Regions from separate parts of the Homo sapiens genome. Here region 1 is linked to region 2. A link is a contact called in ENCODE Hi-C or POLR2A ChIA-PET data. All regions are on one chromosome and are shown on one strand. The core of a region is the stretch at or near the end of the contact, and the rest is flanking DNA. Distances in the headings are between cores, read along the strand shown.

Region 1 (5,585 bases), core at 1,706-4,205, 280 kb after region 2:
CTTCTGATTCCTGCTACCCTGTGAAGAAGGATGTGTTTGCTTCCCCTTCTGGCATGATTGTAAGTTTCCTGAGGCCTCCCCAGCCATGTGGAACTGTGAGTCACTTAAATCCCTTTTGTTTATAAATTACCCAGTCTTGGGTATAATTCATAGAAGCATGACAACAGACTAATACACCAGCCGAATATTCTTAGAAGAAGTTCATATACCAGTTAAACACCACCATTTTGCCTTTTAGGGCACATGCTTGAGTCCACTTACTCAGCTCCTGAGATCTTATCAGGAAGCCGCTGATCACCCACTTCAGGTGTTTTCTATCTAATGGGAGCCTGCCTTTCTCTGGTGCCAGCTGTGTCCAATTATTATTTTAGAGTGACAGTTAACAACAACTTGAGCATCACCTGATGGTCACCTGACATTCCTTGTGGGGACCTCTCCTACCCTGCTCATGTCTGCCCAGCTACCTACTTTTACACCGGGGGTAATAGAACTAGGGTGTTTAGTACCATTAGATGCAATGACCTGTAAAGATTGACTGAGTAACTGCACATATGTCCTGTTTCCTCTTTTATCCCTAAAGCATATGTTCTCTGAGATCTCCCAATCTACTATCCACTCCCCAAGAGGGCGCTCTGGAACCAGGACACACTCAAATCACCTAGTTTTAAAAACTCTCCAGATGAGCAGTGCTGCCTCCATGATATTAACCAGTCAAATCTCCAAGAGGTCAGACTCCTGAGGTCCAGGGTCTCAGCCAACATGTGCGAGCTCCTTGGCAAGCTAACATTTTGACACTGTTTCAAATTAATATTTTAAAAATATTCTAGGATTTTCAGCTTAATGTTTGCGGGAGATGACAAAATGTTCGGGCAGATGGGTGGAGCAGGAGGACATGGATGCCAGGACTCAGCATCTCCTCTGTTGACCCAGCAATCCTGCCTTGGCTGCACCTCACTAAGGGAAACAAAAGCTTAGTGTTAATTGCACTCATCTTCCTTAGACCGTAGTTAGTTGACCAACTATTTTTATTCAAGGGTGCCTCTTAGAGGTTCTAATTCTCAATCCAAGTGGCTGTATAAGAGCTTTATTTCTTTGAACCACATGCAGTACTTTCCCTGAAAGGAATTTGGTGAGTGTAATTTTCACCTCTCATTATATTTCCAATGAGTTCTTAGTGCGCTTGCGTGCACGCATGCACACACACGATCAGGACTCCTGGAAATTGCCATATTAGTCCATGTCTTGATCTAATATTGCATGGACAGAATTTCACATGGGTCATTTGTTGTCCTAGTACTTTTTAAGTTAGCTTAGTGCAAACAAAACACAAAACTAAAATAATTTACCTCCTAAAGAATTCAGAGCAATTTAGAGAATGCATCATAAAAGATTGCTTTCAATTTTTTAAATTTTGTTTCTTTTTCAAGTTGGGGTATTGTTCTGTCACCCAGGCTGGAGTGCAATGGCACCATTATGGCTCACAGGTACCTCAAACTACTGGGCTCCCGCAATCCTTCCTCCTCAACCTCCTGCCACCTGCCACTGTGCCTGGCTAATTTTTTTTTTTTTTTTTTTTTTGGTAGAGACAGGGTCTTGCTTTGTTACCTAGGCTGGTCTCCTGGGCTGAAATGATCCTCCTACCTCAGCCTCCCAAAGTGTTGGGATTATAGGCATGAGTCACCGTGCCCAGCCCAACTCTCAAATTATATCACACAGGCAGGAAGTGTCTGATAGCAGGTGGCATAGGCTCTGTGGGACTGTTTTCTTTTAAGAAACAATCTCTCATCATCAACATGCTTGAGGCCCCAGGAAAGGTCTTTAGTGCTTTAACTTGGGCACTCTGTGTTTGTCCAGCTGCACTGACATTTCATGGTGTGGGTGAGTCAGTGGGGAAGGGAAAGGCAGCAGCCATGAGAGGCAAGCCAAGGATATGGAACCTCTGGAAAGAACCAAAAAGATCAATGGGTGTCCTGCCTTTTCACCTCCCTATCCACTGGATTCACTTGATAGTAGTAGCAGCAAAAGAGCCATCCAGTCAGTAGGGACCTGCCTGGTCTGCAACGAAAGAAGGAGGCTTTCTGGGCCCTATTTCGTCAAGAGAAGGATTTAATATTTCACTTAGCCAGACCTCCATGTTCAACTGAAGGACAGACATCCCCGTGGATGTCTAAGCAGACATTTATCCTGGCAGCTGTGGGGCCAGATTCCTGGACTTTATGACTCAGGCTTTTTCAAAAGCAAAAAAACACTACAAGAGAAGGCCCTCATTATTTAAAAAGAATTAAGGATTCCCAGTTCAGGCAAGTCTTCCAGGGTCCTAAACTGGGGATCAGTCAGGTGAATTCAGCCAGTGATTGGTTTGGTTCACACAACGTTTTATTTTTTATTTTTAATTGGCAACCCCTGCACAAAGCAACAATACTGGAGGTAGGGTTTCAGGATTTAGACTGAGGCCCACAAGTGTTTTCTGAGCACTCTGGATGGGCAGGCTCTCTGATAGGCCGGTTCTCTGATAGGCCAGTCTTCCGGTCACTCACTCTAGTCCTGCCCAGTGACCTTGAAATAAATTGCAGCGCAAAATAGCAGAGTGCCCCACCTTCAGAGTGTTTGAGACTTTCCCCTCCTGAGTGGAAACACGGAGGCTCAGAGCAAGATTAGGAGAATCAGTCTTGGCAACAGATAAAGGGATCAATGGAAGAAGGAGCAGCTGAGGCCTGGGGAAATTTACATAAGCCTGCTAGAAGTAGGGGCTCAGAGCCTCAGAAGGGACAGTAAGAAACCAGACCAAAGGAAAACATCTGTAATGAGCTGTGAGGACCAGTGAGCTGCAGAGGTCAGAGCAGGCACCTCCCCACCTACAGAACAATCAAGCAGTTGCCAAAGCAAACCTTTCTGCAGTTGGGATTTATTTTATTGTCATTCTTCCCTTCCCATGGCTGCTGAGCCTTTGAAGTAATCCTCAGCGTGAAAAGATAGGAGGATGTGCACATAAGAGGCCCTTTGAAAAAGCCTTAGGGAAAGTAGCCAAGCTCCGGAGGGAGCAATTGTAAAGTGACTAGAACAAGGAAGTAGGGAAGGACTGTGGGGAGACCAGGCGGGTAGCTTAAAACCCTTGCCATAGCAAGCCTTTTTTAAGTGGCAAGCCAGAAGGCCCAGCCCAGTGGGCCTCAGCCAGCACTTGGGCTCATGGTCCTATTTCAGCATGAAATTCATTCCTGTGACTGCAAGGGAGCCGAACAGTACAACGATCTTAATGACTGTATTGCAAACCACAAAGGATCTATGTTCATGAATAAGCAATAATCAGCTGAAAACATATTATGTTTACCACAAAAAAAAAAGGCGGAAAGAGCACAAAATCTAGTGAGTAAAGTGTAGGCAGCAGATAGTAATGTGGTAGCCGATGTTCATCCCCTTGACCACTCTCATCAGGCCCAGAGACATGGTGCTTACATTTGCTCCAGTGGAGACTGGATAGAAAGAGTAGAGATGCAAAGAAAAAAACAACCTTAGCTTTTTAGGGAAAACACTAAGGGCTCTGGCATAAAACTGGAGAGATTACAGGGGGTATGTGAATATACAGAGCAGGTACCTCATCTGCTCTGCCATCATGACCAATAAAGAGCTTTGAGCCAGAGAGAGGGAAAAGAGTTTGCAGTCAAGGAAAATTATAAATTATAGCATGAAGTCCCTGTACTGTGCTTCTATACCCTGGAATACATCCTGGGGGAAGAGTGACCAGATGCCCCATGAAACATGAAGAGATCCAAGGCAGAGAGAACTCATGTCCTGTTCTTCATCTGGATATTTGATGTCTGTTTGGAGAAGGCCAACAGGAAAATGGTATGGAAGATCTAACCACCAGAGGGCCAATAGCTGACCCCATGTTCCTAGTGGCTTCCAAGTGCCCCAGAAGATTTTGCAGGTAACTGAGAGAGAAAGAGAGGAGCAGTGCTGCTCCAGGATTGCTTGGGTCAAAGTGAAGATCCAAGAAGTAGGAGACCTGGATTACGAGACTTGTGTCAGTGATGGGAGAAAGTTGCGGCTGCAGTCTTGGAGGCATCCTCAGCTCCGTGGTGCTAAGTGGGAGCAGAATGGACACTCATATGAAGATGGGCTCTCACCATCTGTAGGAGTAAGCACCATGGGCTGTGCGCACCAAGAACAAGGCTGGTCCAGGTGACGTGGGATGGGGTGGGGGCTGTGATAGGAGACCAGAGTGGACCCATTTTCCTCCTCTGGTGGCTTCAGTGGGATTTTCCATAAGCCTCCAGGAGTTTAGGATAGACACCACAAAAAGGGGAGGAAGAAAACCCTGAGGAAGGGGGAATATAACTGAATTTCCAATTAGAAGATACTGGAAAGTTACTGGCTGGGGCTGAGAAGACCCAGAAAGTAGCATTTGGAATATGATGATGAGAGCTGGCACAGCTCTGGGAACTAATACCACTCAGGGTCCCTAGGGAAAGTGGAGGAAGTACTTAAGTAAGAGAAAAGACAAATTAACTTGTCAGAGCCATCTGTTAGGTAGCTCTAATGCAGTAGATTCTTGCATAATGAAGTATCATTTAGTAGTAGTGGTGAGTGCCCACTTTCTTGCTTCTTTTCAGATTCCATTTGGTGGATGCAAAAGTATTCACAGATTAGCACAGTATTTGCAACAGTGGCACATGAGGACAAAGGTCATGTTGCAGTATTAAACAATGTATATTGTTCTTAAATGTGTAGCATGTGGTTCTAGGTTGGTGGTTCTAGGGACTCCTCAAGTCCCCAGAGCCTTTTAGGGTCTGTGAGATCGAACTGTTTTTTCTTAGGACAGTATTTGCCTTTTTTTTCTCATGGTTTCATAGGTGTACAGTGGAGTTTTCTAGAGGCTGTAAGACACATTATGCCATTATTGCTCTGATAGCTAATGGTGTCTATATTAATGTATTCTTGTGTTTTAGGAACTTCCCAGTATTAATTCTAAGATATAAATATCGATAAAGTATTCCATGTAAACAAAGGCTATTTGGAGTTCTCAGTAATTTTTGTAGTTTAAAGGAATCATGAAACCAAAAGTTTTTAGAATGCCTGCTCAAAGTACGATACCAATTCTCTGTATTGGCAGCTTGATAGACATTAAGCACTAGAACTGCAAATTACATCCTTTTTATTTTTTTTGAGACGGAGTCTTGCTCTGTCACCCAGGGTGGAGTAAAGTGGCGTGATCTCAGCTCACTGTAACCTCCACCTCCCGGGTTCAAGCGATTCTCCTGCCTCAGCCTCCTGAGTAGCTGGGATTACAGGTGCCCACCACCATGCCTGGCTAATTTTTGTATTTTTAGTAGAGATAGGGTTTCACCATGTTGTCCAGGCTGGTCTCAAACTCCTGACCTCAGGTGATCTGCCCACCTCGGCCTCCCAAAGTGCTGGGATTACAGGCGTGAGCCACCATGCCTGGCAATGATGTCATTTTTAATAAAAGTATTTAATATGATTTGATTACATGTATTAAAAAATTGAAAATCTAGACATATTTAAATAAATTTGATTTTTAAAAATGTTAGTCATTTTATGAACAGATACTTCTCAAAAGAAGACAT
Region 2 (5,374 bases), core at 1,102-3,601:
GGGCCACAATTCCAAGACTCTCTATACTGGACCTTGCTGCTTATCTGAGCTTTTCCCCACTCTTTCGTCTGGAGGTTCTGGGCCCTTCCCAACCTCCCCAGCAGCATAGGCTTTATTATGGCCCCTTCCACATTCCCCAGGGGCCCAGACCAAACCTCTCTTCCTTCTTGAGACCATCTTCCATTAACCCCTGTGTTCTTCCTGTATCTCAACCAGGCACCATTTTGAGAGATGTCAGTTTAGCTCTTGATGAATTGGAAATTTTCCACATGTGGGGTTTTCCCCTCCATCAGTTTACATTTCCTCAGGAACTTATGCAGCGTGCTTATAACACCTGCCTGGAACACAGTAAACTTCTAGTCAATAAATGTGACCTGTTATTTCAAGGGATAGATGATATATTCACCCCTAGTACCCAGCCTGCAACAGGTAGCCAGAGAACTAGTGGGCCTGATTCAGTTGCAAAGTAACAAGACTAAAGACAGCACAAGTGTGGAAATATGGCTATTTTCTTTATAAAACTTGAGTCACTCTAACAACTTGAATTTAAGATAATTTACTTCAAATAAATACAGAATGCAGACTATGACTTAATCATAATAAATCATTCTCTATGTTTAAAATGTCCCACAAAATGTTGATTGTTTTCTTTTTTTGTTTTTTTGAGTTGGAGTCTCAGTCTGTCTCCCAGGCTAGAGTGCAGTGGCGTGATCTTGGCTCACTGCAAGCTCTCCCTCCTGGGTTCACACCATTCTCCTGCCTCAGCCTCCAGAGTAGCTGGGACTACAGGTGCCCGCCACCACACCCGGCTAATTTTTTGTATTTTTAGTAGAGACGGGGTTTCACTGTGTTACCAGGATGGTCTTGATCTCCTGACCTCATGATCTGCCTGCCTAGGCCTCCCAAAGTGCTGGGATTACAGGTGTGAGCCACCACACCCAGCTGATTGTTTTCTTTTTTACGTATTTTTTTTGTTTGAGTCAGGATCTTGCTCTGTTGCTCAGGCTGGAATGCAGCAGTGCAATCATGGCTCACTGCAGCCTCCATCTCCTAGGCTCAAGCAATCCTCCCACCTCAGCCTCCAACATAGCTGGAATTATAGGCTTGTGTCACCATGTCCACCAATTAGAAAAATTTTTTGTAGGGAGACGGTCTCACTATGTTGCCCAGGCTGGTCTCAAACTCCTGGGCTCAAGCCATCCTCAGGGTGAGTCTATAAAGTGAAAGCAAATTTATTAACAAAAAAAAGGAATAAAAGAATGGCTACTCCATAGACAGAGGAGTTCTCAGGGTTGCCAATTGCCCATTTTTATGGTCATTTTTTGATGATGTGCTAAACGAGGGGTGGATTAGTCATGTCTCGCCTTTCTAGACCATGTAGGGTAACTTCCTGACATTGCCATGGCATTTGTAAACTGTCATGGCGTTGGTGGGAGTGTAACAGTGAGGACGACCAGAGGTCACTCTCATCGCCATCTTGGTTTTTGTGGGCTTCTTTACTGCAACCTGTTTTATCAGCAAGGTGTCTATGACCTGTGTCTTGTGCCAACCTTCTATCTTATCCTGTGACTTAGAATGCCTAGCCATCTGGGAACATAGCCCAGTAGGTTTCAGCCTCATTTTACCCAGGTCCTATTCACAATGGAGTTGTTCTGGTTCAAACGCTTCTGACAAGACCAAAGCAAAATCCAGGTGATTCACACTGGTGGTATGTATGCATATATGTGTGTATTTCTAAGTACAGTGTGTAGAAGTAACACACTGGTGGTTTTAGAAGAAATATAAAGATGTTCTATTCCTTGTTTCTGGAGAGTTGCTCATTTTGAAGAGGAATTGAAGTGCAAACCAGGGTCCTGGGGCCTTTTGTCACAAAAACCTCTGAAGTTCCAATGGAGGGTGGTGTTCCCTGGGAGGGAGGGTGCAGAGCATTGTCCTCCCAGCCCCATTGAGGACACCTTTAGGACAGTGCCTCTGCCTGGAAGATGAGCAGCTTTAGGCAGTCACCATCGTCGTCTAGAAACCACATTTGAAAACTGGTGGGAGGACAAGGCCCAGCTCCATCCTGCCGCGATAAACTCCCAGCAGCAAGATCCCAAGCAGGATAGATGGTGATGGGAGCAAAACGTCCTGTTCTCTCATCTTTCCAAAACAAGCCTTGCCATTTTCAGGAGCGTGTAAAGGAAATAAAACACCTACCCGCCCTAAGCAGGCAACATAAGCTGTGTACCTTCAAGTTTCTCCAAAGCACAAGCGCCTCTGAACATACAGTGTTTTTATCCCTGAACTATTCCAACTCCAGTCCGGAGTGGTTTTACGCAGTCGACACTAGAGGGCAGGCCATTAAAACGTTCCCGTTCAAACGAGTTGCTCTGCAAATGCAAGAGCTGACACAGCACCTGAAGGTCCGCTCCGTATCTGAAAAGTAGCTTTCCCCCACGGAGAATGCAAGCGTGCGTTCGGTATGGGGCAAGAGCGTGGGAAGCCTGCTACTGCTTTCCTTTCGGGGCATATTTACAGTGAAAGCCCGTGAACTCGCCTGCTCTTCCCTTAGATTTACTTTACTTGGGAATTCCTAGAAGTGGAAAAATAAATCACAATGGCCAGTGCGGGTCCCCAGAGGTTTAGCCCCGGCTAATGGATAACAGGAAGGGACTAAATCAGCCTCCTCTCACCAGCGGCAAGTTTACAAGAGAACCACTCAGCATGAAAACGCCAAAGCAAGCTGTACTTAATCCCTCAAGAAGTCCTAAAAACTGTAATTTTATTAAGTTAGAGACAGGGTCTTCCTCTGCCAACCAGGATGGAGTGCAGTGGTGCGATCATACTTCACTCCTGGGCTCAAGCTGTCCTCCTGCCCCAGCCTCCAGAGTCGCTGGGAGTACAGGTGCATGACGCCAGGTCCAGCTAATTAAAAAAAATTTTTTTTTTCATTTTTTTAAGACACGGGGTCTTGCTATGTTGCCCAGGCTAATCTTGAATTCCTGTCCTCAAGCAATCATCCTGTTTTGGCCTCCCAAAGTGCTGGGATTACAGGTGTGAGCCAGCCACCTTGTCTGGCCTAAAACTGTAATTTTATAAACTCTTTGTGGCAAACCCCTCCAAACAAAAAGGCTCGGGTGAGTGTAAGGATGGCTTTGCTCCAAGTTCAGAGTTTGGCTTCTCCGCCGTGCTCCCTGCCCCCACCCACCCCCCCACCCCCATCTGACTGCCTTGTCTGTTATCATGTGTAGATTTTCTATGGATTTTATTGTGTCATCATGATAAAGCCAATGTTAATGTATTTTTCAGGCAAATGCTGCATTTTCCTCCTCAAAGACTAGGCTTCTCACTCTGGAATTGGGCAGCACCTAGAAGCAGCCCCATGGCCTCACTGGAGAGAGCTCTGGCCATGAAACCCTGCTGGCCAGCGTTTATAGAGGGCTTCCCAGTTCTTCATTGGAGGTCTAAACAGGATTTCCCTAGAGAAGGAGGGCTTCGTGGAATAAATGACAAAGGGAGTTGGGGTGGCCTGCCAGGTCACTGGGCTCCAGCTCCTCATTGTTCAGCCCACAGGCTTCCCAGGGCGCCTGTCCAAGCCAGCCGGAAACAGACGAAACTGCAAAATCACTCCATTCCTGCCCACACAAACACGGGGAAATGAATGATCACTTTGCACAAGAAACCTCCAAGAGACACTTTGAGGATCCCCTTGAGGAAAGGACAACTGGGACCTGTGGCAGGAAGAAGGCTGAAAGAAAAGTCCAGGTTTATTACTCCCTGGGAGAAGGAAGAGGAAGAACAAAGGAAATGCACTTCTTTAAGTACTTCATGATGCAAAATATTTTTAAATTCCTGAGTTCACATTTAAAAACTGTATATTTTTAAATTATAGGAGCAATGATGTTAGTGGTAACCAGCCCAACAACAGAAATAAAGAGAAATTTAATAAGCTTCCCCTAAAGTCTACCTTCTACACATTGAAGAAACTTCCTCCAAGTTTTTGAGTTTTATAGACAAAGCATCCTTTTACTTCTGAGCTGTCATTTTTTTTTCCTTTGTTGGCTTATAGTTTGCAACAAGCAAAGAGGGCCAATGTAGACAATAAGAAAACTCAAGAAGCAGGGATTGGCCATCTCCAATCATCACTGATAAATTTCCTTAAAATCAAAATAACGTTGTTTCAAATATCTGAGATATGAGGCAAAACGTTTCTTGAACAAGTCTGACACTATGTTGTCAGGATCTAAGTGTGCTATATGAACCTTAAAATTTGTTTTCATTTGATCTTTGAAAAAAGTATTTAATCAGTTCTAACGACGGAAGTCTTCTTCTGCAGTGATAATTCACAATGAAAGACATTTAAGCTGACGTTTCTCTAATGGGTTTTTAAGATTCCAGCTCCAAGGGACTGTGAGAAATTATTTTCTTATATAAAAGGTTGTGAATATTATCAACATTTATCTAAGCCCATAAGTCATAAATCCCACCAGGCATTAAATTTTCAAGGGAGCTTTTAAAACATAGATTACCCTGTCTCCCACTCCAGAACTGCTAGGGGTAAGGTCTGGGGAATCTGTATTTCACATGGTCCCCAAGTGATTGTAACCAGCAGATGACCTCATGGGCAGGGATTTCCTACATACGAGGCTCTGGCCTCTGTGTCTTGTCAGTCAGCATTTTTAAGTACAAAGGAACCTTTCCCTTCCCAACTACAAAATCTTACCTTTCTGTTTCCCCTCCTAGAAAACTGGATCAGAACAATGCTTCTCAAAGTGTAGTCCCCAAACAAGCCGCAAACAGCATCACCTACGATCTTATCAGAATACAAATTCTCCAGCCCCACCCCAGACCTACTAAGTTAGAAATTATGGGCACGGAGCAAATGCATTCATGTGTTTTAACAAGTCCTCCCAGTGATTCTGACACCTGCTAAAGTTTGAGAACCACTGGATTCGAAAATTTCACAATTTCAAGAAAGAAGTAATGAAGAAAGACACACCATGTAAGGTAGAACCAAGTTTATTAATGACAGCCTTTATTACAATCACTCTCAAGTGTAAAAAATAAAGGGTGATTAATTAATATTTAAAACTCACTCGGACTTGCTGTTTGGCCTTTCAGTGGATGTGCCAAAGGGCAGGGATCTTGCCTGATTCTGAATCAATTGGCCAGATGGAGTTCACTGGAGAATGAGGCAATCAACAAAAAAGACAAATGATGCCAACTGGAGAGAGCTCGTGTCTTCTCCATGTTGGAAGGACATTACAAAATGGCAACTGTGGTGGGGGCAGAGATGAAGTAAGACAACCTTACAGTCGGAGTAAGATGTGAATACCTCTACCTATACAGAGACAAAAACACACACATGCAGAGCCATACACACACCCAAACAGTG

Evidence for each region. Hi-C counts contacts between places; a loop is a spot of excess contacts on that map. ChIA-PET counts read pairs that join two places held with the same protein, here RNA polymerase II (POLR2A). Pooled maps may share reads with other maps.
Region 1: a loop to region 2 is called in a map of PC-9, with 6 times the contacts of the local background. The contact joins two enhancer-like sites. A Hi-C loop is called at or near these places in 10 of 168 maps with a recorded cell type or tissue (A673, CD4-positive, alpha-beta memory T cell, CD8-positive, alpha-beta T cell and 7 more), 3 of 37 single-sample maps with no recorded cell type and 18 of 50 pooled maps. POLR2A ChIA-PET finds 5 or more read pairs at or near these places in 1 of 52 experiments (activated T-cell).

What each region holds. Positions count from the first base shown.
Region 1 is chr4:98,744,941-98,750,525 of GRCh38, forward strand. No RefSeq gene overlaps it. Among named protein-coding and RNA genes, the nearest start is that of TSPAN5-DT, 89 kb to the left of the region's middle. RefSeq lists enhancers at 2,515-3,065, 3,066-3,616. Within about 2 kb of position 2,956, at least 4 of the 41 ENCODE cell types and tissues checked have a DNase peak (open chromatin) inside an H3K27ac peak, as active enhancers do.
Region 2 is chr4:98,465,385-98,470,758 of GRCh38, forward strand. It overlaps TSPAN5 (tetraspanin 5), which reads right to left. Exons shown (of 8, transcript NM_005723.4): 8 at 4,983-5,374. Among named protein-coding and RNA genes, the nearest start is that of TSPAN5, 190 kb to the right of the region's middle. Within about 2 kb of position 2,352, at least 11 of the 41 ENCODE cell types and tissues checked have a DNase peak (open chromatin) inside an H3K27ac peak, as active enhancers do.